7 separate regions of the Mus musculus genome follow, and all the other regions are linked to region 5. The links are chromatin loops, found by intact Hi-C in ENCODE. Cell type or tissue: heart. All regions are shown on one strand.

Evidence for each region. Hi-C counts contacts between places; a loop is a spot of excess contacts. Peaks named below come from ENCODE experiments on the same cell type or tissue, not always from the same donor. Only the 100,000 strongest peaks of a DNase experiment are listed, where the experiment ranks them.
Region 1: a loop joins it to region 5, with 2.1 times the contacts of the local background. A loop is called at or near these places in 8 of 42 quality-filtered maps.
Region 2: it touches region 5 in a loop (2.2-fold over the local background); 4 of 42 quality-filtered maps call a loop at or near these places.
Region 3: a loop joins it to region 5, with 2.0 times the contacts of the local background. A loop is called at or near these places in 4 of 42 quality-filtered maps.
Region 4: it touches region 5 in a loop (10-fold over the local background); 33 of 42 quality-filtered maps call a loop at or near these places.
Region 6: it touches region 5 in a loop (2.7-fold over the local background); 15 of 42 quality-filtered maps call a loop at or near these places.
Region 7: a loop joins it to region 5, with 10 times the contacts of the local background. A loop is called at or near these places in 27 of 42 quality-filtered maps.

What each region holds. Positions count from the first base shown.
Region 1 is chr17:14,383,377-14,387,376 of GRCm38, reverse strand. All of the region lies in intron 9 of Smoc2 (SPARC related modular calcium binding 2), which reads right to left. Among named protein-coding and RNA genes, the nearest start is that of 4930474M22Rik, 14 kb to the left of the region's middle. In heart, no CTCF peak of the experiment used is centred here; a DNase peak (open chromatin) is centred at 2,176; H3K27me3 peaks cover 3,468 bases.
Region 2 is chr17:14,134,837-14,138,836 of GRCm38, reverse strand. No RefSeq gene overlaps it. Among named protein-coding and RNA genes, the nearest start is that of 4930488N24Rik, 28 kb to the right of the region's middle. In heart, a CTCF peak has its summit at 1,954; a DNase peak (open chromatin) is centred at 1,946; H3K27me3 peaks cover 3,321 bases.
Region 3 is chr17:14,395,329-14,399,328 of GRCm38, reverse strand. Smoc2 (SPARC related modular calcium binding 2) reads right to left here. Exons shown (of 13, transcript NM_022315.2): 10 at 1,706-1,808. 4930474M22Rik (RIKEN cDNA 4930474M22 gene) reads left to right here and starts at 387. Exons shown (of 3, transcript NR_027986.1): 1 at 387-590. In heart, no CTCF peak of the experiment used is centred here; a DNase peak (open chromatin) is centred at 1,658; H3K27me3 peaks cover 3,897 bases.
Region 4 is chr17:14,231,185-14,235,184 of GRCm38, reverse strand. All of the region lies in intron 1 of Gm41531 (a long non-coding RNA gene), which reads right to left. Among named protein-coding and RNA genes, the nearest start is that of Gm41531, 7.1 kb to the right of the region's middle. In heart, CTCF peaks have their summits at 1,335 (motif pointing left) and 2,358 (motif pointing left); a DNase peak (open chromatin) is centred at 2,304; H3K27me3 peaks cover 3,777 bases.
Region 5 is chr17:14,518,847-14,522,846 of GRCm38, reverse strand. It overlaps Gm34916 (a long non-coding RNA gene), which reads left to right and starts at 421. Exons shown (of 3, transcript XR_385417.2): 1 at 421-454. In heart, a CTCF peak has its summit at 2,101 (motif pointing right); DNase peaks (open chromatin) are centred at 666 and 2,096; H3K27me3 peaks cover 2,543 bases.
Region 6 is chr17:14,110,229-14,114,228 of GRCm38, reverse strand. No RefSeq gene overlaps it. Among named protein-coding and RNA genes, the nearest start is that of 4930488N24Rik, 3.1 kb to the right of the region's middle. In heart, a CTCF peak has its summit at 2,343 (motif pointing left); no DNase peak of the experiment used is centred here.
Region 7 is chr17:14,286,253-14,290,252 of GRCm38, reverse strand. All of the region lies in intron 1 of Smoc2 (SPARC related modular calcium binding 2), which reads right to left. Among named protein-coding and RNA genes, the nearest start is that of Gm52280, 7.7 kb to the right of the region's middle. In heart, a CTCF peak has its summit at 1,836 (motif pointing left); a DNase peak (open chromatin) is centred at 1,842; H3K27me3 peaks cover 3,590 bases.

The DNA of each region.
Region 1 (4,000 bases), 140 kb after region 5:
TACCCCTAGAGTTTTACTTGGGAGGCAGCCACTGGATGGGGAAACTGGAAGCCATGTTTTCTTTTCAATAATGCTTACATCACCACTAGGAATCCTGTTTCCTCAGTTCAGAGGTGGCACAGCATGCAGCGCCCTGGCACACGTGCTTCCTGTCTGCTTTACACCCTGCCTCAGGAGGCTACCTACCAGACATCAAATCCCACGGGTGGTGGGACCTGGACAAGAACGGCAGGCTGTGAGAAGCAGAGACCTGATACACTTTGTGCAAGGGACGTCCCTGGTCTGGTTCTGTGCCTGGCTTGGATCACACCAATCAGTCTCGGCATTTCTGGGCTCTGTATGCTCATTGCTTTCCTGTCAGAGTGGGCCCTGGTCCTCTGCATCCCAGTCATGAGAGCAGCATGCTGGCTCTGGTGAAAGCTGCTCTCCTTCTGTGTGTCTGCACAGTGCCCCAGTGTTCTCTGTCTCTGCTGCTTTAGACTTCAGTGAGAGCCTCAACTAAGGCTCCAGAGTCCCAGGCCCACAGGAGTGCATGGCACCCTTCAGCAAGGGCCTGTGAGGGGAAATGGCTTGACTCTAGGAAAATGTCAAACTTCTCAGCGAAGGGCGCACATGCTATCGTGGTAAAATGTGTAGGGAAGAAGTCAGCATGAAAAGAAAATGAGGATGTTGAGTTGAGGCGGAAGAGAAGCTGTGCTAATATGCAAAAGGTAGAGTCCCATTTGATGGCAGCAGCTATGGCAGGAGGAAATAAATGGTAGTCACTGTGACTGAACATGCAGGTTACAAAACACCCTTCCTGACAGGGCACAAGGAGCAGACTCCCTGTGTACTATGAAGCAAAAACTGTGTGTGAGGAGTGACTCCTGCCCCAGTGTGAATAAATAGGTCACTTCAGTGGGTGGGCAGTCAAGACAGATGCTGAAGTCACAGGCCTGAGCCAAGCTTGGGCCCGGTACAGTCATGGGCTGTGGGAACTAAAAAAGGGGGCCCTGGGGAAGAGGGGGAAGGGAAAAGGCCCACACCCCGCCAGAGTTCCACCTATACGCTGGTCAGTCAGGTGTGGGAGGGCTGCTAACTATCTTCCACTCATCCCTGGGTGGGCATTCCTCTATCCCACTCTTCAGGGGGTGGCCAAGGTGCAGCCCTACCTGGGGAGCCCCGGAGCTACCTTGCTAAAGCCCCAGGGTTATAGGAGAGAGAGATGAGGGCGGTGGATCTTGATGAGCAGAGACTCTCTATGGTTTTAAGAGATTTATTATAGAAATGCAGGGAGAAAGAGAGAAGGGAGAGAGAGAGAGAGAGAGAGAGAGAGAGAGAGAGAGAGAGAGAGAGGAGAAAGGCTAGAGAGAAAGAGAGTAAGAGGGAGAGAGAAGAGGAGAAGACAGAGAAAAGAGAGGAGAGAAGACAAAGAGAAAGGGGGTGAGAGTGAGGGGTAAAAAGCAAGAGAGACGTAAGAGCATAAGAGGTAAGAGAGCAAGCAGGGGCTGAATAGCCCTTTTTATGGTCTTTACTGTTGCTAGGTAACTGGGGAGGAGTTTAGCCTGAAGATCAGAAGCTTGGGCCATTGCCTATGTGACTTCTAGCCATGCTTCTCTTGTGGGGGCTGTGGGGGGCAGTAACTTAGGCAGGAGCCAGAGTTCTAGGAGCATGAGGGAACGCCTACCATTCATGAAGGTGAATTATCACCACCGGGGTTCAAACCTCAGCTCAACTGGAGACCAGCCTGCAATTCCCCACCATGGGCAGAGGGATAGGTGGTTGGCACATGCCCATGACTCCCCAGCCCACTGTCACCCAGATTATATGCTAGGCTATCTTGAAATAGGGTCATCTCCTCACACACATTCCTGTAACTATATTTCTTCAGGGAGAGCCCAACAAGCAAGGTTCTCCTCTTAGGATTCCCCAATCTGAGCCGATGAGAACCCATTTGTCTCAAACTCACACACTCAGCATCTGACTAGGACCCTAGGCTCTCCCTTGCAGAGGTGTTGGGCAAGCTCACGCAGTTCAGGTACTTATAGAGTCCACTCGAACACATAGGAACTGGTCAGTCAGGGGGCTGAATTTTTATAAGCATATTCCACACTAAGGAGTGCATCAGGCAGGTACTACCAGATGCCTTCATATGCAGCTTAAAGTCCCAGTGCAGATGCTGGCCTACAGCCCAGGGGCCTGGTGAGCTCATATAACAGTCCTGAAGAATGTTGAGAGTCCGGGTTGCTCTGACAACAGGAATCCAATAGTGATAACGTAGTTTCAGGATGAGTGCCCAGTAGCCCTCTTTTTTGACCTTTGTTGGCCACAAATCATCATATACAACAGGACAAACCTACACACGGGGACTGACGGGCTTAGGGACAGCATGGCTGAACTTTCTCAGTACCATGTCTGTTCTTGCTCTTTAAAGACGGGACATAAAGCACAGCCGGTGCAGCTGGTGACGGGCCTCCCTCATCACTTCACGTCCCCTGAGAAGCATGCAGTGCATGTAGTTGTGTTGGGCCATACAACCAGCCTGATGGCCTGGACAATAATTCCATTAAGCAAGTGTCTGACAACCCACAATCTGTTTGTTAGCTCTGGGCCTCTTAATGGAGGGGTGAGCAAGAGATGAGGTGTATATCTGTAAGGTGAAGATATGCAGTCTGGTGGAGGAGGTAGGCATGAGTGGCCTGCACAGGACCGAGGTGGTGGGGACATGCACACACTGCCTGCTTGGGTTCCAGGCAGTAGAAACATGCATACACTGCTTGTGTTGGTTCTGGACCCAGTTATTGACTGCTTCTAAGAAAACTGGGACTCTTAAGACACTGCACAAAACCTCATGACAGGTCAACTAGGAATTTGCTACCAAGCTGAAGGATGCACTATTTGCCTTTAATATGTAAAGAGTGAAGACGAAAAAATAAAATTACCAAAGGCCAATGCCAAGGTAAAAAACTCAGACTCCTGAGGGCAACAATATGTGGCTGGACCCAACTTTCAGTGCATGTAGTTCTGTTGGGTCACAGCACCTCAAGCTAACCCTGCTGTCCCTGTTCCCCACGAGCCCTGCAGAGCACAAGCATGATGTAAGCTAGGAATTCTCTGGATTCCCAGTCAGCTCCTCAGCTGCCTAGGAGCTGATCCAGGACACTGTGCAGCCCTGCAGAGCTCCCCTGCCTCCAGGTCTACACGATCATGCTCCACAATGCATCTGAATGATTGTTTTGATAAACTGTGATTACTCACTTCTCAGCCCCAAGGGAGTAACCCAAGTTCCTCAGCCGGGCAAAGTCTGATTCCGGAAGATTCCCACCTTTAAAGTGTGTCTGAGCACTAGGTGTGACTTCTGTCTGCTTAAGACTCCCCACAGACTCTTGCTTTGGTACTTAAAAGGTCACTCCAAGCATGAGAGCTTGTGTGAAAACAGTGGTGAGAACCTGAAACTGGTCCTACTGGGTGCTTCTGGGAAGGCCTCAGAATACACAGGCCAAGAGTGGCTTCCAGGAATCTCCACCTCATGCCTAGACTTTGCCAAATTCCTACAGCCACGATCTCAGAGGCGGAGGAAACACTGTCTTCACTGAAGGACACACGAGTGCTTCCCAGAAACTCTTCCACCTGCAGCTATAGGCACCAGCTCTGATAGAAAAAACAATCTCTTATAAGCATCACCTGCCAATAAAAATGCGTATGGCCAATGAGCTGAGGCAGGAAATAGGAGGTAGGACATCCAGAGAGAATTCTGGGAAATAATTGGAGGCACTGGAGATTTATGCCACAGTGCTGAGGAGACAGATATAAACCAGCTGGCAGCTCAACTCAGGTGAGAATAAACAGAAAAATGACTTACAAGCTAGTTGGAGAATAAGCCAAAGCTTATAGCCTAGATATTCATTAATAATTAGTCTCAGGGTTGTTATTTCTGGGAATTAAATAGTTGGAAGGAAAATCTAGATTTTACAGACCCTCAAGTGTCCTCTTCTCCCTTTGTGAGCTGTAGAGGGGTAGG
Region 2 (4,000 bases), 380 kb after region 5:
AATGGAGTCCCTGCAGAGGTGCTCTATCCATGAGGGCCAAGGATGCTTCTCACGTGTTTCATTGGCCGGAGAGGCACATGGAAATCCTGACGGTGGGTGTGATGTGACTAACTGCTTTATCTGACTCCTCTAAAGATGGACCCTGTGTAAGTTAGGGTTTCTATTGCTGTGATAAAACACCATGTCTAAAAGCAACTTTCGGGACAGGAGAAACCGTTCATTTCGGCTCATAGTTTGTAGTTTATTGCTGAGTGAGGTCAGGGCAGGAACTCCTGCAGGCAGGGCAGGAACCTGGAGTTAAGCTGATGTAGAGGCTGTGGAGGGGTGCTGCTTACTGGCCTGCTCTTCCTGGAGTGCTAGTTTGTTTGCTTGCACACCACAGGTCCACCTGCCCAGGGCTGGAAACACCCAAATTGGGCTGGATCCTCCCAATCAATCATCAATCAAGAAAATGCCACACAGACTTACCTACAGGTCAGTTCCATGGGGGATATTTTCTCATATAAGAATTCTTCTTAGACGACCCAAGCTTGTGTCAAGCTGGCATTAAAAACTAGACAGCCTGGATGGTGACAGTGTGGACAGTGACATGGAATTGTCACCCTTCCTCCCATGTCACTTCCGATCCAGATGTTTTACCAAGGCAACATAAATGAAGTTAGGGTGTAGGGCAGAAACTGGGGCTGAAGCAGAACATCACATACTCCACAAGCTACCGGGTTCATTGCTCCACATAAGTCCCAAAGAAACAGTGCCTACGCTCAGCAGAAAGCTCTCCATGTATGCAGCACCACAGCTAGCAACAGTCCCCAACTATAAACAACCCAATTCCCATCTGTGTGCTGATAAACTACGATGTATCTGTATCACTGACCCAGATCAACTGCAGTGGGAAACAGTGCACAGTCAGAGCCACACGAGCCACATGATAATCAGCAAAGACGAATGTACTTTGAAACATGGAAACCTTTAGTGAGCAGTTGGACCCTAGGTTTCCTTTTCTCTTTCTTCATTAATGTGTTTATTTATTCACTTTATACCCTGATTACTTCCCCAACTTCAGGCCCCACCATCATAGAGACCCTCCCTCCATCCCTCATCCTCTTCTCCTTGAGAGGGTAGCCCTCCCCCTCTGCCCCCACGTATTCCTCCACCCTGGCACATAAAATCTCTACAGGGTTTGGTTCATCTTCTCCCACTGAGGCCAGACAAGGTGGCCCTGTTGGGGAATGGATTCCACAGACAGACCACAGCTTTAGGGACAGCCCCTGCTGGTTGTTGGGGGACCCAAATGGAGACTGAACTACATGTCTGCTACATATGCAGGGAGTGAGGTCCAGCCCGTGTATGTTCTTTGGTTGGTGGTTCAGTCCCTGAGAGTCCCAAGAATCCATGTTAGTTGACTCTGTTGATCATCCTGTGGAGTTCCTATCCCTTTCAGGGCCTTCAATCTTTCCCCAAACTCTTCCATAAGAATCCCTGAGCTCCATCCGATGTTGGACTGTGGGTCTCTGCACCTAGATTTCCCTTGTACACACTGCCTTCGTAAGACCATCAGGAGAATGTTCTCTGATGACACATTACATCCAGAGCTAAGAACAAAGAGGTAGAAAGGGGTAATGCAGGAGAGTTTCTAGACTAGATTGGGATTTAATTCTAATGGCTTCACTGGAGCTGGAAATTGCGAAAGTGTGGCCAGAAGCCAGTGTCATTTAACCAAAGCTCTTCCACCAGGGCAGGTGCAGGCCTGCTGTGGCTGACCTCGGGTAGAACGGAGGGAGGGCATGTGCATAGGAAGGCTTGCTTCCACGCTCATCTTTGACAGGTATGTAATTCTGAACCCCCTTGTTTGTGGTTCTCTAAGTTCTTGGCTTTAAACACAGGGAGAAGGGTAGGCAGTTGCTCCAGCTGCAGCATCTACAGTCAGAGATGCAGGGCGCCCTCCCATGGGGGATCCTGGAACAACTGTTTTTGTCCCATGATATCCTGTCTTCCCAGGGCCTTCTAACCAGACACAATGAGTTGACTGCAAAATTCTAAGCTTCCTTGCCTTGCTTCATTTTTGCCACAGCACAGAAAAGTTCCTATTATCAGGAGACTTCTCATTTCCCTGTGCAAGACAAAGATTTCCAGAAGGCTGTGGACATTCTCAGAGTGAGTCAAAGCCAGCTGCTGAAGCTTGCTTCCATACTTCAGAAGACATGAGGAGTGATGATGGGCAGGAGCTCAAGCCTCCACCCGGGAGGCAAGACACCCTTGTCCTCTTCCCATATTCTCCAAGTGCGCTGCGTCATATGCCTAAATGCACACATGAAGCTTGTAGAACAGCTCTGGTCATGGACCCTTTGGCAACTATGTCCCATCAGCTAGTGTATGCACCTCTATGGATGCCATGTTCAAGGAAGTGAGGATGCCAATAAAGGCGGCTGGACAGATAAGCCACAGGTTGTGCTGCACACAACGTTCAACCAATGAAGAGACCATCTACGCATGGTGTTCAGAAAGGGTGCATGCTCAAGTAGTCAGATGCCAGGGTTCTTGGGTGATGTCGGTGATGAGTAAACTGAGGCAGGAGCCCCATCTGCTGGGTCATTTACCCTCATGTTAACTGTAGGTGAGCTCTGTCCTTTGGGGAAAAGGTTCATGCTACTCAGGAAGCAGAGGAGAGAGAGAGGGAGGGAGAAAGAGAGAGAGAGAGAGAGAGAGAGAGAGAGAGAGAGAGAGAGAGAGAAAGAGAGAGAGAGAGAGAGAGGGAAATAGTGCTGGCCAGTAACAAATCAATATAGCCCTATAGCCTCACTTCTGCCAGCTAAAAACTTGTCACAGAAATGGTCAACAACTTCCCCAAACAGAACCACAGTGAGAGACATTTCACACTCTAGCCATACAATTCTACCATCCCAGTCCCAGTCTGAAGTCTTCACTGAGCTGTCTTCTGTCCCAGTGTGCTGACCTCAAGGCTGGCTAGAATGTGGTCCCTGTGAGGTCTGGGAGAGGGTGACAGACCCCAGGCCTTTTTCTAGAGATGCAGAGAGGTCTGTCAGCCTAGAGAAGTGATCTGAGTTCAACCTCTCAGATCAGCAGCATGGTTCCATCCATGCCCTTCCTCCCTGTCCTGGCTGCAGCAAGGCTGACAGGCAAAGACAAGCAGGGGCTGGAGAAACAGCTCAGCACTAAGAGAGCTTTCTGCTTTTTCACAGGACTGGAGTTTGGCTACCAGGACCCACATACCCACATCAGGTCATCAGAATGGCTTGTAACCGTGGGGGACTGCCCACCTTGTTCTGAACTCCACAGGCAGGATCACATACACATTCACATACACACACACCATATACACTCACATACAAACACACTATACAAACACTACACACACTCGCACCCCCCCCATACACACACACACACATCCCCACATATCACACAATCATATATACACATATCACACAGACCACATTCACACACTTCATTGGTTGAACACATACTCATAAACACTCACATACACTAATACACACCATATACATATACACATGCACACATCTTTAAAAACAAAAGAGAAGGAGCAGCATGGATGTGCATGAGGTTTCTACTCCCCACCCTATGTTCCAGGTCTCCAGGTCACCCCATGTTCCCCTGTGAACTCACTTGACTGGTGTACCTAGAGAGGCCAGGTACCCCATTCCCCAGCCTGATTTGGCCTTCAGTTAGGTCTGGGTTCTGCTCTCTCCCAACCTCACTTCCACCCCTCTCGCACTGCAACTTGCATCCTTACGACAGCTGCTTTCCAGCAGAGTGCCCACACTGCACCATCTTGGCTCCTCAAGGTACCCATGTTTATGAGGAAAGCAGACCCCATGCCTCTCAGAGCCCATCTGTGAGATGGTCTAATTCCCTGCAGTTTCCCAACTCAGAACTCCCAAGCAAGTGTGTTTGCCCGGAGCAAAGGGAGCTTAGCTGGACTCAGTCGGGCATGTGAAGGTACCTGAGAGGAGGTAGATGGCTT
Region 3 (4,000 bases), 120 kb after region 5:
TGTGCCCCCTGACTCTGGCTCCCCCCTTCCCCACCCTCACACCTGTGCCTACCCTGATGCACTACCTGATACGGCCACCTTCAAATATAAGCCTGTGTGTTCAGAACAAGGAACACCACAGCAATGTGTGCACTGTGGTTATTCAATCACCCAAGGCCTTGAGTTCAAGGTCACTGACCTGAGACCTGGGCTCAGGTCAAGAAATAACAGCATCCACCAAAGGCATCTAAAGTGCCAGGCTCTCTACCTTAATGTGATAATTTGTCTACTGTGTATGCAAGAGACACGTAAATAGATGAGGTGATATCAAATTTTTTTTCAGTTATAACTAGACAGTTTTCTTTGGAATTCTTTTAAAGCTGTACATTCTGAGATACAGATAAGTCAGGCTGTGAGTCAAACCTTGACACTGTGCCGGAAGGACGTCCACCTCTCACCTGAGGTGAAGAACCTATGCCATCACTTTGGACTCAGCGGACTCCACTGTTTAGATGGACTTTCCTCTGTGAGAGTGCAAACACAGCAAGCAGATGCCAACAGCCCCCAGCGACTGGGCTCGCAGGCACTATTGTGGGTCAGACACTCAGAAGGCAAGTCAGTCACTTCTATAGTACATGACAGGAGGTTGAAATTTAGTTGACTTCTTTTGCCTTAGCTTGTGCAAATGTGACACTTCCCCCTCAGTGTTCCTTCTCCCCTTATGCCTTCCTTAGCAAAGAAAGCACAAGATGAAGGGTGGCTTTATGCTAAGGAGGCTTCATACAGGAGACAGCCAGGAGCTCGCTGTCAGGACGGCATGGGAACAAGTGTTTTTAGAAAAACAAAAAAAAAAAACTTTAAAATAAAGTTTCTTTTAGAAATAAGAGTGAGAGATTGTGAACACCCAGAGCTGAGTTTAAGTACTGAAGTACCACCTGGACAGCTCCATCACCCTGTACTGTGAGGAAGTGGGCACACAGGCACCGTTATTCCTACCATGACAAAAAAAAAAAAAACCAAGTCTCACTGTGTCTACAGTGTACACAGGAGAGCATCTGTAGGGTGAGCCTTGTTGGTGGGATCAAGGCCCCAGCTGTACACTTGAACCTGGATAAGAAGATAAGCCTCACATGTGCATAGCAGGGATCAACGATAAATAAGTCCCAGCACTCGGGAGGCAGAGGCAGTGGCTCCCTGAGCTCAAGGCCAGCCTGGTCTGCAGAGTGAGTTCCAGGACAGCCAGGGCTACACACAGAAGCCATGTCTCAAAAACAAGTAAACAAACAAACAAACAAACAAAAACCAAAAAGCCAACTTTTTTTGAGTTGCAGAATTCCAAAGTAGATAAGTCAAAACCCAGTAGATAAGTCTCAGACTCAGTTTCAACCTATAGATCCACCCAAAGCAAGTGTGTTCCTCTTCTCAGGCCTCCCTGGGCCCCAGGAGCCGCTGATCATGAAGAGGGAGGCTGTTCCCCATGGTCCGCCTCCTCTAAGGCGCTCTCTTCTCTCTGTCTCTGTCTCTGTCTCTGTCTGTCTCTGTCTCTGTCTCTGTCTCTCTCTCTCTCTCTCTCTCTCTCTCTCTCTCTCTCTCTCTCTCTCTCAGACATTCAAGTGAACTGCCTGATCTCACATGGCCACCGGCCAGGAAGAATTTAGCTTCCCAGATTCCTTCAAACTTCTGGGCTTCAAGCCAGCATATTGCTCTGCAGCAAGACACAGTATACCTGCCAGAAGAGGAAGAGGGGTCAGAGACGGCATGAACCATGTCTGTGGAGAGCGCATCCAGGACACTTGTCAGAAACTCGTGCTTTTTGGCACCAGGACAACCTAAAAAAAAAAAAAAATGCACATTTCCTCCTCTGTCAGTGGAATTCACAAGGTATAACAGAAGTCTCTGTACAATGGAAAAAAGATTTAGTATTCAGAAATTAGTAAGTTAGACTTGCTTCAATGTGAATGAGATGATTGGATGCAGGCGCACTGTATTCGTACCTCATGCTCACCAATTGTACCACTATAATTGATAGGTGTTGACCTTGACTCACAGCAACCATCAATCGTGGCATCTAACATTTGTTGAATTATGACATGAGATTAAGATTCGCAAGCTTTAGCCTCTGGTTGATCTCTAAAGCCACAATACAAGCATGTATGGGTGTCCCTTTGTTACCTGAGGCCTCAGATCCTTGGAACCATCCGCAGTCACCAAGTTCTCCCTACTGGGATTTTCACAAGGAAACCTAACCCAGGGTAGTGAGTCCAGACGCTGCCAGCCACCATTACATATCTCCTGAAATCCCAAGTCTAGTTAGAAGCAATGTCAGGCAGATCGGTGGTGGCCTCCTTAGGGGCAGATTCATCAGTGCAACACATATCAAGGATCATGGGTGTTCATACTTGTGAGCCCCAGAGCTGACCGTTTAGGATCTCAACCCAAGAGTGATTCACCAATTCTGGTATCTAGAGCTCGACTTTCCACAGAGCATTTTACATGCATGGTAGCGCTTCTTTACCAACCTCTCCTGCACTCACCCCCACTTGGGGTACCTGTTTGTCAAGTCTGAGATATTCTCTCCATCCTGAGTTATGGTAGCTGGGCAGTAGAGACTAACATGCTGGTGTGGTTGAAGATATTTTGGTTTCATTGTTTTCCTTTAGACACTTGAGTTGTTTTGTTGTTGTTATTGTTGTTTTGTTTTTTGTTTCTTTGTGTGTGTGTGTGTGTGTGTGTGTGTGTGTGTGTGTGTGCGTTTACTATGATTCAAACAAATGCTAGCTGCCTGTGGCAAGTATCTATGGAGGTCTGTTTTGACTTATTAAACATTCTAGCAGAAAACAGATGTTAGCCTTTCATAGAGTGTGTGGAACTTGAGACAAGAAAGACTGTGTATCTCTTCTGTGCTCAATTAAAAAGATGGATCACAATCTACAGAACAAGCCATACCCACTGAGTGAAGGGCTCTGAGAAACTGTCCTGAATCCCTGAGGCTTCTCCAGAAGGGAAACAGAAGCCTGAGATTGCTTCAAGTGGTTGCTGGCTCTCCAGAAACTTCTGGAAACCATCTTTGCTGGACAACTGGAGATGACACAGGCATTGGTGGTGTGAAGACAAGGATGGGAAACCATGCCGCAGGCCCATTGGAAGGGGCTTCCTAACTGCCTATATGCTCATCTGGCCCATGATACCGCTGAAGGAGGAGGCATACTGAGAAAGCATGGTAAGCCTTTGCAAAACCCCGAGGTGCACACATGAACTCCCCAGCGCTTGTCAGCCTCAAGAGACTCAAAGGGGAATATGGTGAAGGTAGCCATTGTTCACATCTGCTCAGAGAATGTCCACTGAGAACCTGTGAAGAAGCAGGGATCTGGTCACAATTGAACTCAAGCAAGGTCCTTGCTTGGGATGGATGCCAGGTATGCAATCCTTATTTTGTTTTACAGGAGGTAACTGATAAGCCATTTATTTTAGACTCTGACATCTATGCTTGTTATAGTTTTAGAGACATCAACAAATGGAAAAAGAACTGTGCATCACATCCAGAGAGGGCAGAATGAAGGAGAAGTGGTTGGACTGGTTGGAGCAGCAACCCAGGAAGCTGCTCATGGCGGTCTGGGTTAGGAGAGTGAAAGGAATGTCTTAACTACATGGATGGTCAGAGGTAATAGTGGAGATGTAAGAAAGAGACAAAGGGCCAGAGTTATCTACAGGCTGTACCTGCCAGGTTTGTGTTGATTGGCCACCAAGTACCTTGAGCTGATTTGCTCGCTGTGAGAATCTGAGAGCCTTTTGCCTCCACTACAGAGCCTAGAGCCATACTGCCTTTGTGATACATGGACTGGGGCATAAGAACATTCCCAAAGTCCAAGACAAACAGATATGAGACTAACACACTCAGAAGAGAGAGCTAAGAGCACCCATTGCCCTTGAAGGTGATGGCTTTCCATATATGAAAGGTAGCTGTACTACGTGTGTACAAAGTGTGTCACCAGGAATATGCACTCTGATAAACATCCAAGAG
Region 4 (4,000 bases), 290 kb after region 5:
CGCATTAGGCGCTGCCAGGCAGGTGACGGTTTGTTTTCCTTTCCCTTCACAATCATCCTTTTTATTCACCTCAGCTCAGATCTAAGCCCTCATCCCTTCGTGGATCAAGGAGGAAATGTCACCTGGCACTTGTTAGGTATTAAGTTTCCTTATCAATAACGGCCTGCCCGCCCAGTTTATCCTGGCCTCGGGCACCTGCAAGGCCATAAAAGACTGTAAGATAGAGCCACCAGCCTGGAGCCCCCAGAGAGCACTGTTGCTGAGGGCCAGCCACATGCTCCTGCTCCGGGCACACCACATCAAAGCCAACTACATCTAAGTAGCCAAATACGGCCATAAAACCAATGAAAGGCCTTGTCAGCTTCATTCAGGCAGCTGGCTGCTTCATGTCACTGATGAAGACTCTCTAGGAGACACGTGTCCATGGAGAAGAAGATGAGCAGTGAGCTGGGCTGTAGGTTGGGGAGAGACCCAAAGGAGGCCTCACTCTGGAGACCAACCCAAGAGGTGACTCAAGACCAACAGGACTGCAGGGAGAGTGACTGAGTCTTTGAACTACATCTAGATCAGGCTTTGTCACCATGAATATCATCTTAGGCCAGTAACTGGCCACAGGTGACACTGTTATGGCCTCTGGCCAGGCTGTGTTCCTGGTGGTTTGTATACCTGTGAGTAAGGCCAAGTAAGGATGTGTGCACAGATATGGGCATATGTATGTGTATATACATGTGTGCAAGAATTGTGTAAGCAAGCACATACATGTATACTTGGGTACAGAGATATATGAGAGATATGTGCACATGTGTGCATCCTTGTGTGAAGGATGCATGTACGTGTGCGTTTTGTGTATTCCTATGTTCGGGGGTACCTGTTAATGTGCATGCAAGTGTTCACATGGTACCCCAAAGGCATTGTACCTGATCTGGTTATTGGTTCTGGAAATTTCCGTCCCTTTTTTGCAGCACTAACCAAAGATACTTTCAGAGGAATCTGTCCCCACACCCTTCTCAGGGCAACAGGTGACAGATAGACAGACAGACATTTCTCTTTCCAGCATCTGCTCGTCATTCCTCCTTCTCCTGACCTGCTGAGAGTGCTTGTGGAGTCTGGGACCATCCAGACAGGGTGGCCTAGGGGCTGTGCTAGCCTTTTCAGAACTGATAAAGGAACAAGAAAACATTGTACTCTGACCATAATACTCTTGAAGAAGCAGAGAACTTTTAGGGTCTCAGCACCAAGGTTTGCCATTATCCAGCTCCACGGCCACTATGGGGATCAGTTTCCCTGCCTTGGGTCGTAAAGCCTTGAACACACCTGTACCTGAGATCCCAGTGCCATCTAGTGGTTCATAACCTGTTCCTGCAGGTGGCTAAGTGCTCAGCAGCAGAGGAAACAGCCCCACCCCACCCCCTAACTTGTTACAAACTGAGTTTTGTCACTCAGCACGACACATCAAAACTCCAACTCTTAGTTCCTGTGAATGTGAACGTAGCCAGGAATGGAGCTTTGGCTGATGCCAAGTTAAAATGAGGTCATAGAGGGGCCAGAATCAGGTTAGGGGACAAGAAGGAATGAGACACTAAATAGAGCACCTGTGTCCATTTCATCCTGTGTCCAGGATGCCTCTGCATTCAAACCACCCACCATTCTGGCATAGGAGGCTTAAGGTACATGTGCCAAAGCTATGGAGTGTTTCTGAAGTGATGTAGCTTTTTCCAACACTCAGGTAACAGGGACATTGGCCAGACCCAGTGATATTCAGCAGGTGTTTGCATCCAACCTCAGGGAAACTTGTGTCTTCTGCTCTGTCCACTTGCTCAGATTTTCTGGGCCAGCACCATGTTGACCGAGTGTGGCTTCTGCCTCTTTGTTTTGCCAGTGACAGAAAAGGAGGTCAGACACGCTTGCATTTTCTAACCAAAGTATTCATTACAAGCTGGTTTTGCAAAATAACAATTCATTTGAGTGGTACTTGTCTAAGTCACAAAATCCTGAACCACTGACCTTCAAGAACCAGAGAGGATGAAGAGGTCCTGAATCTTGCTGTCCAGCCTGCCCATTGCCAGCAGAACTCCTAGACCCAGCCACAGTTTGCCGAGGATATCTCAAACAGCCTCCATCTGGCTGCTCTAATCCTTCAGTGGACTTTACATCTGGGTCTATCTATGGCAAAGCAGATAGCTGCTCCCCAAGGAGGACCTCCCTGTGGTTTAGCAAACAGAACATTTGAAGCTAAGTGTGGAAAGCTTACAGGGACTGCTTCTCTTTTGTAACAGGCTAGGCACCACTCAAGACCAACTCTGAAATGAGCCAGAGGGCTTCATCCAGTGTGGGTCAAGGGTGCCCCCTGCTGGCACTACTTCTCAAGTTGGTCATTTCATGAGCAAGAGGTTGAAAGGACTCTAGGTCTCTCCAGGCTCCTGGTAGCCGTGTACCCACTTCTGAGCACTAGAGCACAAGCTACTGACCCACCTCCTGGTAGGAATGAGAAAGTCTGTGTTTATTCCTGTCAGTGTGGCATCTCAGGCACAACGCAGCCTTTGCACACTGTTTCGCTGCTCCTCGTGCCTAACATACACTGACATAAAAATATACAAGTCACAGGACCACACATACATTTCTATTATATCTACTGTACAGAGTCCTCTTAGATAGATGCTTCTGGAATTCATAGGGTGGGAACATCAATCTTGGCAGGGACCCCATGTGAACACCTTCAGAGTGTGTCACAACTGCTGCCCTGCTCATGAAAGTGTAGGCACATTGCGGTGTGTGCTCGTGACACCCAGTCCAATACGGCGCCTCTGTGCAGGACTGGGAGAGAGAACGCAGGCCCGTTTTCTTTCTCCTAACAAATTCTCTAACTTAAACTGTCTCTGAGGGTTCCCTGGTAATCCAGAAAGTCGGGTCAGAAGCGGCCATCTTCATCCAGAACTTCTCTGTTCTGATGCTTGCTTCTTTAGCTCGGATGCCCAGCCAGGCTGAGGCAATGCAGCAAGCTCTCCTTGGAGACTCCTACAGGGGAAAGCTTGCAGAGGAAGGAGGGGAAAGAGCGGGCGCTGTAGGGAGAAAGCCTGCAAGCCAAAAAGAAAAAGCTCACAATGAGAGAGACCTTACAGGAAGAAAGCATTTGCAGGGAGAGAAGGGGAGCTTGCAGAGAGGCAGGGGAGAAAGAGGGGGGGAGGGAGGGAGGGAGAGAGAGGAGGGGAGGGGAGGGGAGGGGAGGGCAGAGGGGAGGGGAGGGGAGGGGAGGGGAGGGCAGAGGGGAGGGGAGAGGGGAGGGGAGGGGAGGGGAGAGGGGAGGGGAGGGGAACTTTAGGGGCAGCCCATGCATGGATTAGAAATAAGGAGCCTTGAGTGGGCCCTGCTTTTTCTGCTCTCCTTTGCAATTTGGAGCAAGGGCAAGAGAAGAAAAAATGAAGATCAATTAATTCACCGTCTGCCTAAGGAGGAGCTGGGAGTGGCTGTCACAGCTAACTAAGGGTCACAGGGTTCTCTGTGTTCTGCCAGCTTTCTTCTGAAACCATTCATCACTCAGGCTCCGCACTTTGACACAGCTTTTGCCAAAATCTTGCAGAAAGTTAGAAACGGAATCACAAAGTACTGAGGGCCTCGCACTGAGCCAGCAAGTCTGCAGGTCATTCTCCAGATGAGAAACCAAAACAGCTACAGTGCTGCGAGTGACTGTAAATACAGTCTTAGTGAGCAGAGCTTTTCACCTACGGGCTCCAACCAAGAACAGAACTTCTGTCTGCCCAGTGTGTGGTTAATCCTGCCTCCCTCCGAGGGAAGAGCACTAAGGATACTGCAGAGCTGTTTCCATTGCTCAGGCCTGGTCCCATTTATCATCGCCTGCGATGGCTCCTTGTTTGTACTGGAAGATGTGGGGTTAGATGTCAGCATCCATCGCAGAGGTGGTTAAAGCAAAGCATGGAGATCATCCATCAAGCGGCAGTAAAGGCACGGAGCCAAGAGCCTGCATCCACTCCCCAGCAAGTCT
Region 5 (4,000 bases):
AGCAGTGTAGCAGAGAGTAGGATGAAATCACATGACCTGACTCACATCTCAACCCTGAAGAAATGATGCTCTGGAAGATGATTCTCCAACAGGAGCCCAGCTCCACCAGGGCAGCCATGGCTTCCTTTTGAAAAGCCTTGGTACTACACTAAAGTTACTAAATAGTAATTGATCAACAGACACATTTCCTGATCCATCTGTAGCCAAACAGAACTCCTGTTTGCACAAAAGGAAACTGTGGTGCCAGGGAGTGGCAGTATTTGGAAGTGTAGCCTCGTTGGAGGAAGTGTATCACTGTGGGTGTGGGCTTTAAGACCCTCCTCCTAATCATATGACAGTTGTCCCCTAGGGGCCTGCAGATGAAGATGTAGAACTTTCAGCTCCTCCTGTACCATGCCTGCCTGGATGCCGCCATACTCCTGCCTTGATGATAATGGACTGAACCTCTGAACCTGTAAGCCAGTCCCATTTAAATATTGTCCTTATAAGACTTGCCTTGGCCATGGTGTCTGTTCACAGCAGTAAAACCCTAACTACGGCAGAAACTAAGGCATGAAGCCATCTGGGGACTTAGGAAAGCTGATAAAGATGAGTCAGGCCAGCTTAGATCCCAGCTGCACCAAGCTGCTGGCTTATCTGCCTCTTGGAACTCAGCATGTATTTCTTAATGGTTCCAGATTGGAAGAAACCCCACTGTAGACCTCCAAACTGTCTCCTAACAGCACTTCACTCTAGAGGCAGCTCTGCATTCCTGTGTGGACTCCTCATAGCTCTTTAAGTCATCTGGGCTTTTGGGTATCCAACACACTGCCACCACCGTGGCCAGCCAGCAGATGTTGCATAGGGTCATTAGAAATATACACTCATTTCCAGGAATAGAGGTAGGAAGACTAAGATGGTGGCATCTCCTATATGTGCCTCCCTTAAGGATATCTCTCTAGGGAAGCGACTGTAGTGATTTATGGTGCAGCGTACTTCTCCGGTGTGCCCTCTTCTCTTCTGACATGACATGGAGATTAAGGACGACGCAGCGAGCAGCAGTTAAAGCAGCAGAGACAAATGCCGGGATGAGGAACATCAGGTCCAGGAGAGGACGGCCCTTTTACTCACAGTTAACAAAACCCGCCTCATGCTCTTTCTTCACATACATCACTTATTCTCCCACTTAACACCTGCTCCAGTGTAATAGGCTGGAGACATCCCTGCTGCTCAGGCACTGAGTCACGTGGTAACAGAAGAGGACCTTAGGCATCAGGGCTCAGCGGCTACTGGCTTTCTGCATCATTCTCAGGGACTCAATTGTGGGACTCTGAGAGGCCAAAAAAAAAAATTGCAACAAAACACTTCTTGAGGAGGCAGACCTTGTCTCAGTAAGAGCCAGAGGCCCAGGACACCTGCTTCAAGGCCAAAGGCCACTGGCTGAGTTCTGGTCTTCATGACTGGTCTTTGGATGCAAGCCTGAGGTGAGGGCTTGGTGGGGTTCAGGCATGGTTTGAAAAGTCTCTCCCACCATCCTAAAACTCTCCTGAGGAAAGATATATGGTTTGTTGAAGCTTGATTTTGTAGAGAATCCCTTCTTACCTCCTACAGGCTCTGATAGGCCCTGCAAAAAAAAAAGAAAAAGAAAAAGAAAAAAGAAAGAGAGAGAGAATGGAAGGAAGGAAGGAAGGGAGGGAGGAGGGAGGGAGGGAGGGAGGGAGGGAGGGAGGGAGGAAGGAAGGAAGGAAGGAAGGAGGGAAGAAAGAAAGAAAGAAAGAAAGAAAGAAAGAAAGAAAGAAAGAAGGAAAGGAAGGAAGGAAGGAAGGAAGGAAGGAAGGAAGGAAGGAAGGAAGGAAGGAAGGAAGGAAGGAAGGAAGGAAGGAAGGAAGGAAGGAAGGAAGGCAGGCAGGCCACTCAGTAGTCTGGAACACTCTCAAGTCCTTTGGCCTCTCAGATCTCCCCTCTGGGATGTAGAGGACAAGGGGATTCATCGTTCTCCGTCTCCACACAGTCCACTCTGGAAAGTTGACTATAGGAGAGTAAGGTCACCCTCAAGGCCAACCCAGCAAAAGAGAGATTGGGGTACCACAATGCAAGCTTGCTGGAGACGTTGTTCAGGACTCTGCCAGTAGGTGGCAGGCATTCTCCTTGATCAAAGTGCTTGAAGCCAGAGTCTGGGACCAGACCTCACAGAGTCTCCTGTGAGAAGATAAAACCTCTAGGTATCCAGGTACATAGAATTGTACTTCAGAAAGATTCTAACGATCCCATTAATTAAATAGCTCTAAGCGCCAAAAATCAAAGAGCGAACAGAGCAAATAATTTACAGAGAAAACCATGAGAATCCTCTCGTACCAGCTCTCTGTTCCTGTCAGGATCCAGTCTCCATCCCTGGCCCATATCCCCAGGTCCCAGTCCCCATCCCACTCCCCCTGCACTCCCCCACCCCAGTCCCCATTTCCCCTACCCCACCACCCAAGTCTTTGTATAAGAGTTTCTAGGTAGGGACCTGTGTGCAGAACAGAAAGGTTCCCCAGCCCTGCCAGCCCCAGGAGCCCTGTCTTCATGTCTTCATTTTCTTTGTTCCATGTCAGCTTTGCATCTCTGCCCTGGCATTCACACTTGCTGGCAGAGAATTTTTCTTTCTCAGCAAGCCAGCTCTGCATTATACAATTTTGTCCATGATCAATATTTTTGAATATCTGACAAGTCGCGCCTAAGGTAATGTCCCTATGTGGGGATGAGCTACACTGAGAAACTGCTGATTAGAAGGGCCAGGCTCCGGGTGGAGCAAGAGACTGCGTATAATTCTTAGGCTCCTGACATACGTCAAGACTAGACCACAGTGTAACAATTGCTGTCACTGGTGAATCTGACACATCCATAACACACACAGTCAACCTCTGTGGTGCTGAAATAAATCTTTGTAAAAATAGAAAAATTCAAGCCACAGATATTGCTTTGAACTCTTTTCAAAGCATTTTCTCTCCTCTTCTTTCTGCCATGAAAAAAGAAAGCCACTAAGTTTAAAGGCGGGAGACGTGTATTTAAGCAAATCATACTTGTTGACAAAGGATATTTTCCTGACGTTAGGTACATTTGACTTCTCAGTCCCAGACAGAGGTCAGACCTCAGTGTCTCACCTCAAAGAACACTTGGAATCAGAGCTCCGGAGTCGTAGCACCCCAGCACGACACCCAGATTTTCTCTTCGTTTGCTCTGGAACATGGTGGACCCAGGATCCTTACTCTGCCCTCTGTGTGGGAAGGGAATTGCACTGTTCCCACAGTGGGAAAGCCACTGGTCCATGGAGGGCTGGCTCAGAGGCTGAGGGACACTGAGGAAAGGTGGTTGGGGCCTGTGGTCTGCCCAGGAGCAGGTGGCTAGGGGACAGTTTTAGGGCATATATTAATTCCAAGTCTCTGGGATAACAGATCCCTACAGATCTGGCCTAGACCTCACAACTCTGTAAGTCACTCATTAAAATTCCAGAGTCATGGGATCAGGCTCTGTCAGGAACCTCCTGCGAGACTCGTTTTTAGCCTTCAAAAACTTTTACAAAAATTATTGAGGTGGTGTGTGGTGAATTTTTAAGCGTGTGATGGAGAGGCCCCTCCTAGAGAGATCAGGTGTGAAGGCAAATACTGAACATGCCACCCTTGAGACAGAAAAAAAAAAAACCAGATTTTTCTTTGGCTGAATTCAGACCCATTCCTTTCCATGCCAGTTCCCCTCCTTTCAAAACTCAGTGTGGAGGAAGAGGTTCCAAGGAGCCCCTTTCAAATTGGCTAAGCAGTGTAGAGTCAGGGGCTGGGGCTAGGCTCAGAGTCCCCTTCACAGGCCACCTCCCAGCCAGAGCAGTGGCTGACAAGCATTGTTCTCACATCAGGGCATGACTTTGATGGTCCAGTGGGGTATGCTTTGCTTTGCTTTGTTTTGTTTTGTTTTGTTTTGTTTTGTTTTGTTTTGTTTTGTTTTGTTTTGTTTTGTTTTGTTTTTCTGGTACCGTTCACCTCGAAAA
Region 6 (4,000 bases), 410 kb after region 5:
ATGTATCTATGTGTCTGTTTAGACATGTTTTTATGTGTCTGCATTAATATATGTACAAAGATGTCTATGGGTCTGCATGGGTGAGTGTGTGTGTATGTGTGTGTTTCATGGTCGAATGTGTGTATATGTGTGTATAGCAGAGTGTCTGCATGGACATTTGTTTGTGTGTATCTGCATGTGTGTGTGTGCATGTGCATGCATCTATATGCCTGTATAGACATGTTTTTAAGTGTCTGCATGGATATGTGTGCACAGATGTCTATGGGTCTGCATGAGTGAGTGAGTGAATGTATGTGTGTGTGTGTGAGTGAGTGTGTGAGTGTTAGTTACATAGACCTGCATGTGTGTTGCAGTGGTATGTGTGTATGTATGTGTGTTACATGGGCCTGTGCGTGTTTGTGGGTGTGTGACTTTAAATAGAAAATAGCAGCCTCTGAGGTAACTGTGGAGATGTGAGACACTCACTCCCAGAATCAGGTTAGAAATCTTCTGCCTGTCTCTCTGTCTTTGGAAATAATGTGCTGTCATCCTCCTATCTGTGGCCATAAAGTCTCAGGACAGAGGTCAGTGCTCTGACCTCTGGCCATGTTAAGCATCAGTAAGTTCATAAAGAGGGCAGGTTTCTCTTTCCTCTCTAAATCTCTAGTGCTGAACCACATCCACTGACAAGGCTCCAGCTTGGCATGGGGCCCACTGCTCATAGATTCTAGGTCTTTTCTTGCCCTTAGAGCAATGCAGCAGGAAAAGCACTGAGCCAAGGCTATAGTTACAGGTATAAGTTTAGTATTGACTGTCAAGTGTGTGTGCCAGCTCTCTGTCACTGTGAAAGACACCTGGGAGGATCAATTCCAGGAAGGAGGGGTTCTCTTGGTTTGTGATTTCAGATCCAGGTGAGATAAACACATTTCTGTGTGCCTGAGGCAAGGTGGGATTTAAGGTAGTGGAGATTAAGCTGTTCCTGTCATCCTTGTGAAGAGACTGGGTAGGGCCAGGCAAGAGAGAGACTTCAAGGTTAATCCTCTAGCTACCCACTTCTTCTAACAGGCCACCCCTCTCAAGAGTCCATTCAAAATTTGAATTCATCAGTGGATCCAGGCACAGTCAACATTTTAACATTATGACCTGACATCATCATGAACTGAACAATCAGGTAATTTTCGGGAAGTTTTTGTTTTTCTGGCTCCCATTTATAGCTATCCTCAGCCTGAGGTGTCCTGTGGGCTACCAGGTAGATATGCCTGGAATAACTGATAAAATCATCACTCTTATGATCTAGGCTCTGAAAATACTCCCACCCCCAATACAGGCTCAGAGGTGCATTGCTCTAGTTTCCTAGGCTGTTCTTCATGTATCCATGCCAACAGTCAGCAGTAGTTGTTGTACTGGCTGATCTTCACAAACAGGCAACTCCTTCTCCCCAGAGGGCTACAGGCACACCACCTACCTATACCTGCACTTGTGATAAACAGCAGACTTCAGTCATTATGAACTGCTGGGTGAGCATACATAGCATGGGACAGAAATCCTAATGTAGTAAAGGCCAAGGACACTCCCACATTCAGTACCCATTGGCTGATCTCATTGTGATGTCCAGTGGCCACTGGCTAGAGAATGTTATTGTCCAGTATCACTGGCTGACAACATGCAGGTGTTCAGTAGCCAGGGCCTGACTGCACCTTGATGTCCAGGGTTTGTTGCTTTCTTCTTTGTAGAAATATCCTTTTGCATCTCTCTCTCATTTTTGTCCCATCATTCCTGTAGACTGCCATATCAAGGGTGTATTTAGTGTTAACTATTTTATAAACCCTTCTTGCTCGTCTGATGTGTGTGTGTGTGTGTTTGATTTTTACTTGCCTGGGTATGCTTCTACTTGTATAATAAATATTAATGACCCTCCCTTTTGTTTGCTTTGGGATTCTGTTCATGTCTTCACTATTCAAAATCGTTAATGTTTTCTAGTATTTCTTGGTTTTACTGCTAAAAGTTAACCTGTTGTCCAGGTGGTCTTAGTGCAAGCAATGGCATAAGCTGAGACTAAATTAAAATCTGTCACGTGCTTCCCATATCTTTGGAATTATAAGGAAGAAAGAATAGGAATGATGTATGATAGGGAAGAGGAGTAAGAAGGAGGAGAAAGAGCTTGCTTGAGAGGACATGACATAGGAGGGGAAGATGCCTGTTTGCTACTGTAGTGTATTTTTCTATAGTTTAGAAACAGAGCAAGCATGCTACCCTGCTGAGGACACCCAGCAGGGCCATCCATGTCCTGAAACTGCATTTGTCCAGGAGACCTCTTTGGGAAGATGCTGAGGAACTGTCAGCATATTTGTAGGTATGGAGTGCCTCCTGCTGGATACATGGACAGAAGGGCAGCAGAATAATCGCATCTATTTGTGTTCCAGCATTTTTACTGAGAGGAACTGTGACCACTATGGGCCATATACTTGTGCTGCAGGACCACACAGTGATCTTGGGCATCATGTAAGATATAAGATAGTGTCTTCTTCCAATTACTAAAACTTCTCCTGTGAACAGCAGCTCCTGTTCCTCTGCAGGCTCCAGAACTTTCCTTCTGCTTCCTTCTAGCATTTTGTGAATTTATTTAAAAGTTAACCTGGTCCATCCCTGTAGCCTGCATAGTCCTTCTGGGCACACCCAGTTACCTGGTATGTCCTGTTGTCTACCCAGACCTCCATTTCATGGACACTTCTCTGTCCACCCTCATCAGACCTGCTGCTCTGGAAATATACAGGTTCGATTTCCTCTCTACACCCATTCCCTCATCAGGCTCCCAAGTCTTCTGAGACTAGGGTAATGTACAGACCTGATCCAGCTCCACTGTCCTCCCACCTCCTCATCTGCTTTTCCCTCCCTTTAAATCCCCTACTAGCCATGTCCCCGAGTCACACCCAACTGTTGGGAGACCTGTGCTTCTCCTTAAGTTCCATTTTCCTGCAAAAGGCTTCCCATGAGGGGAATACTGTACCAGGAAACACATTTTAGCAATAAAGATAGAATTTACCTCAGAATAAAAGTCTGGCAAAAAGTTTCGTGGGCAAACAAACCTAAGCAGCCAGCTGGAGTAGCCATTTTAATATCTAATAAAAATTTCAACAAAATTGAATGAAAAGTCATGGGGAAGCATTCCTAATATTCACTAAAGGAAACATCTACCAAGTTGATGCCTCAATTCAGAACAATGTGGAATCTACTCACTCAGGGAAGCCCTGACTGACAGCTGCAGCCAAGACTTCTGTATACAGGTACCCAGCCAAGAGACAGATAGGAAAGGATTCAATGTTGAGAAGCAGACTGGAATGCTGGGGAGGTTAACCCACCAACAACCCCAAGCCCCTAGCAGGAAGAGAATGGAGAAGGGAGAGCCGGTTCTCAGCCAGCCTCACTACCCATAGATAGACTTCTTCCAGGCCTTCCGTTTACGTCAAGGTAAAGAAAAGCCCATAAAGAAGGAGCAGGGAAAGAAACAATGCTCTGCCAACATGAGCCAAAGAGAAGTCCCCTCCCACCCTCCCATCTCAGCCCATGAGCAGCCACACACCAGGCCTGGTATCTCTAGAGGCCCATGGATCCAGGCAGATGAGCACTTTTTTTTTTTTGGCCATACTCAGTCAGCTCAGCCACCCTCTGCAATGGCAAAGGGCTCCTGTATGCCATAGTATGTATAGCAGTCCTGAGACCCTGGGCCATAGGTGCTCTGCCTATGTAAGATCAGAGAGCCTGGAGTTAGATAAATATCAATGTCCCTTGGCCTCAAGGGAGAAGGGAGTTTGGATTCCAGCCCTAGGCTAGTCCTGTAGTAAACAGTCCCCCTCAAATGCAGACAGCAAGGTCTACAAGATGTTCACAGCTACCCTGGCCTGAAACAGTCCTGTGATTGGTACTACAAACCAGGAAGCAGGGACTTAAACTTGAGATCACTGACTCAGGCTAGGGAGGGCTCCAGGGCACTTGATCTCAACTGCAATGTCAGAAGCTGAGC
Region 7 (4,000 bases), 230 kb after region 5:
TAACCCCATCACCAGGTTAGTGCCCTTAGGATCAGGCCCACTCAGAATGCCCTCAGCTGTGACCTTAACTTTGAGCCTTTGAGACATTTTCAGATTCAAAGCAGAACAATCTAGCTCGGGGCTAGTTCACTCACCTGTCTTATATTCTCTGCTTCAGATGGTTTGCAGCCTCTGCCTCTCCATCCTTCCCTGGGAGCTTATGATAACCTCACTGGTTCTTACTAGACTCAACAGCAGCTGGAGCCGGGCAGAGCCCAACTATAGGACAGCAGAGATCTGCTCACAGGGTGGGTGGGGACGGGGCAGACAGGAACAAAGAAGTGCACACTGGGAAAGGCCTGGGAGATGAAGAGATAGAGACTGGGACAGATGGAAACCTGGAAGGATGGAAAGAAGAAGAGAAAATAAAAGAGGGAAAGAATTGAGGAGAGGTGCTGCTAGAATCCAATCAGCTAGGCAACATAGGGAGATAGGTCTGGCACATTTCAAAAGTAACAGAAAGAAAAGGGGGCAGGGACCAATAGAAATGGTGACATAGATTTGAGTGAGGGCATTAGTGTTTGGTTTTTTTTTTTTTTTAATTTTCTTGTGGTTTTTGGATAAAAGAAATGTAAATGGATTTTGACCCAGATGCCATCTGTAAGAATATACACAAGAGTGCATCTCATCAGGGCATCTGTTTAGAATGTATCTAACAAGAACAATGGTCCCAATGAGCATGTTGCTAAGAAAACACAGAGCAGAGCTGAGTATGTGGCTCAGTGGCCCTATGGTGGTGCATGCCTTTAATCCCAGCACTTGGAGGCAGAGGCAGGCAGATTTCTGAGTTCGAGGCCAGCCTGATCTACAGTGAGTTCCAGGACAGCCAGGGCTTCACAGAGAAACCCTGTCTCAAAAAAAAAGGGGGGGGGGAGGAGAAAGTGTCTAGTAAGAATATCTATACGGAAGTATTTGACAAAAATATAGCCAAAGAGGGTGTGTTCAAGGAACTGGAGAGATGGCTCAGGCTAAGAGAAAGTACTGCTCTCCCAGAGGACCACTCCAGCACTTCAGCACCCGTATCAGCCAGCTCACAACTGTCTGTAACTCTGGCCATACAAGCACCTGTGCCTCCTGCCTCCTGCCTCCTGCCTCCTGCCTCCTGCCTCCTGCCTCCTGCCTCCTGCCTCCTGCCTCCTGCCTCTCCCTTTCCCCCTCCCTCTCCCTCTCTATAAATATATCTCTAATAAGGGTGTGTCTCAATGGAAATCAAGCCAGTAGTTCACCTTCCATGAATCACATTTAAACACTTGCTGAACTACAAAGGGAGCAAACCCTTGTTGCAGTGCTGGCCACAGGACAGTGATCTGCTTGCTGTAGCTAGTTTTCTTTTACTATAGGTTAAAATTCATTTTAAAAATGTCACATTTTAGAGCTTTACTGTGAAGAGAATGGATACAATATTAACTTAGCAAACAAAATAACTCTACTCACTGCTTTACAATTAATGGGGTAGTTAAGTTTGCAACAGAAACAAAACAGAAACCCCAGAACATGCCAGCCTCCTGTTACTCCCCCCAGCCTGGCTTGTTTTAAAGACAAATTTCTACCCCTATCTGATATTTGGGTGTAACATGAGTTTGACACAAATGTCCCAGACTTCTAAATAAAGCTATTAGAAGTATCAAATACAGTGCCTCTGCTTTTTAGTTCTCTCACTTGGGACTTTGTGCCTTGAGTCAAATGTCTGAGGCTGGAAAGACTGAGCTCAATCAGAGCAGAAGATGCCTCTGTAGATGGAAGCTGCGATGGGGCTGTGGTGTCTGAAACACAGCTCATGCCCTTGGGCGCCCTCCTGTGGCAGACTTGGGAAACATTAGAAGCACCTTCCAAAGGGCGGAGGGCTAGGTTGGTACTGCCAAGAGATTGCACCTGGCTGTGTCTCTCTGGGAGGGTGGAAAGGTGGGAGAGAAGCCAAGAGTACAGAAAGGGAACTCACAGCTCCACCTGGATTATGTCTATGAATAGAAAGATCTGTCTTTGGCAACTCTACCCAAAAGATAAACCTTTTAAGAGTGAGACACTGATTGGCACAGCACCTATCTGTGTATCCGCTCAAGAAAGAACTTGAGCGTGTGCGTTCAGGTCACAGCTATTGCTCACTTTCCTTACCCGCAGGGGGTTTCCAAACTCCAAGCTGCACACAGCCAGGACATATATTTATAGTCATCTGGTAAGGAGAGGGTGAGGGCAAGTGTGATAGCATCTGGAGGAGCTCAGAAAGCTGAAAGAACACTACAGAGAGCAAAGACAGTTTGGTTATTAGTGCAGGTATCTCGATTCCATGTACAGAAGGCCTCGTGCTGCCCCTCAGAAGGGGTAGGGGTGACGTGAGGAGGGCTGCAATCACAATTCACACCCATGAACAGCCTGGGCTGGTCACACAGCCTCAACTACTACTAGTGGCCTAGTGCGACTCGGGGATCCGATTTAGCATTTTATAAATGACCACAGTTAAATCATGGGAAGGCTGGAAGCTGTGATTTTTCCAAGTCTCCTGAGGCTTTATCCAGGGACACTGAGTTAAGCAGCCAATGAAAACCAGATGAGCTTCACCTGGTGGAACGAGCCTTGGACAAGCACAACCCGGGAGCTAAGGAAGCCCCTCTGCATGAAAAACCAGAAGCACCCGGCATGGGCGTCACCCAAAGGGGATTTCCAACCTGAAATAAGACACCCAAGTACAAACGCCTGTGATCGGCACTGATAAAGTATTCCTGTGACAGAAAGGTTTACAAACAAAAACACAGCTAAGGGCGACTGGTTAGAATCTCAGGAAGTCATTAGGCGTAGTAGGCAGCCACCAGCATACATCGTAGTTCAAAGTTGTGTTTATGTCAGTGAATTTTGGCACACTTGTCTTGTACGGACGGACGGTCACATGTATTAGATGGCCAGTAACCCTTTTGTGGGGGGCCAGTGGGGGAAAACAGTAAGGGTCACTGTCCCACACAAGCACTGAGAACCACAGTGTCAGCTTCACACAAACCCATCCACCCCTGACAACAGAAACTAGGTCTGAAGAGACAGGGCTAGGAACAAGATTCTGTAGAGTCCTACCATCTCCTTTCAACCCTGGAATGGACAAGCAGTCCTCAAAGAAGAAGAAATGGTGATAGTTCTTATTGGTTGAAGAGCAGGCAGTCTTGACTTGACAGATTCTGAACCTGTACTGGAATTAAAGTCCCTGTACCACTCCTGCAGGGAGCTCCAGACATGACACGTGTTCAGGGAGGGCGCCTCACCATGCATGTAACCCATGATGTGTGAAAGAGAAAGGGGGCAGGGTTCAGGGTATCACCCTGTCTCCATGTGTAAAATGTCCTGTGCACTCACTCACGTCCTGGACAGCAGGTCTAGCCAGCACTGTCCTGGAAAAGGCCTGTGATCCATACATCGGTATCTGGTTTCCTTCAATAGTACCTTCCTTTGCTCCACCCTCTCTCTCTCCCTCTCTCCCCCTCTCTTTTTCTTTCTCTCTCCCTCTCCATCTCCCTGTCTCCCTCTCCAACTCCCTCCCCCTTCTCCACCCTTCTCTCCCCTCCTCTCCCTCTCTTCTTCTCTCCCTTGTCTCTCTCCCTCTCTCTCTTTCTCTTTCCCTCTTCCCCTCTCTCCCCCTCTTCGCCTGCCTCTCTCTCCCTCTCTCCCTTCTCTCTGTTTCTCTGTTTCTCACCCCCTCCCCTCTCTCCCCTCTCTTCCCTCTTCAAATCCCTTTTAAAAATAAGCTCCTCTAGAAGAAAGTGAAGTGGTGAAGTGTGTGCCATGGTGTGCATTGTCGCTTCAGAGGCAGGACAAACAGGTCAGAGCCACTCTTCCAGCCAGACAACAGGAGTACCCTCTGCCTGTTCACTTCCCCTCAAGGATGTAGCAGCCACCTGGAAGCAGACGTACTGCCATGCTTGGGTGGACTCTTCTTTGACATAGAATTATGATGGAATAGTCCAACACGCATTTCATACTC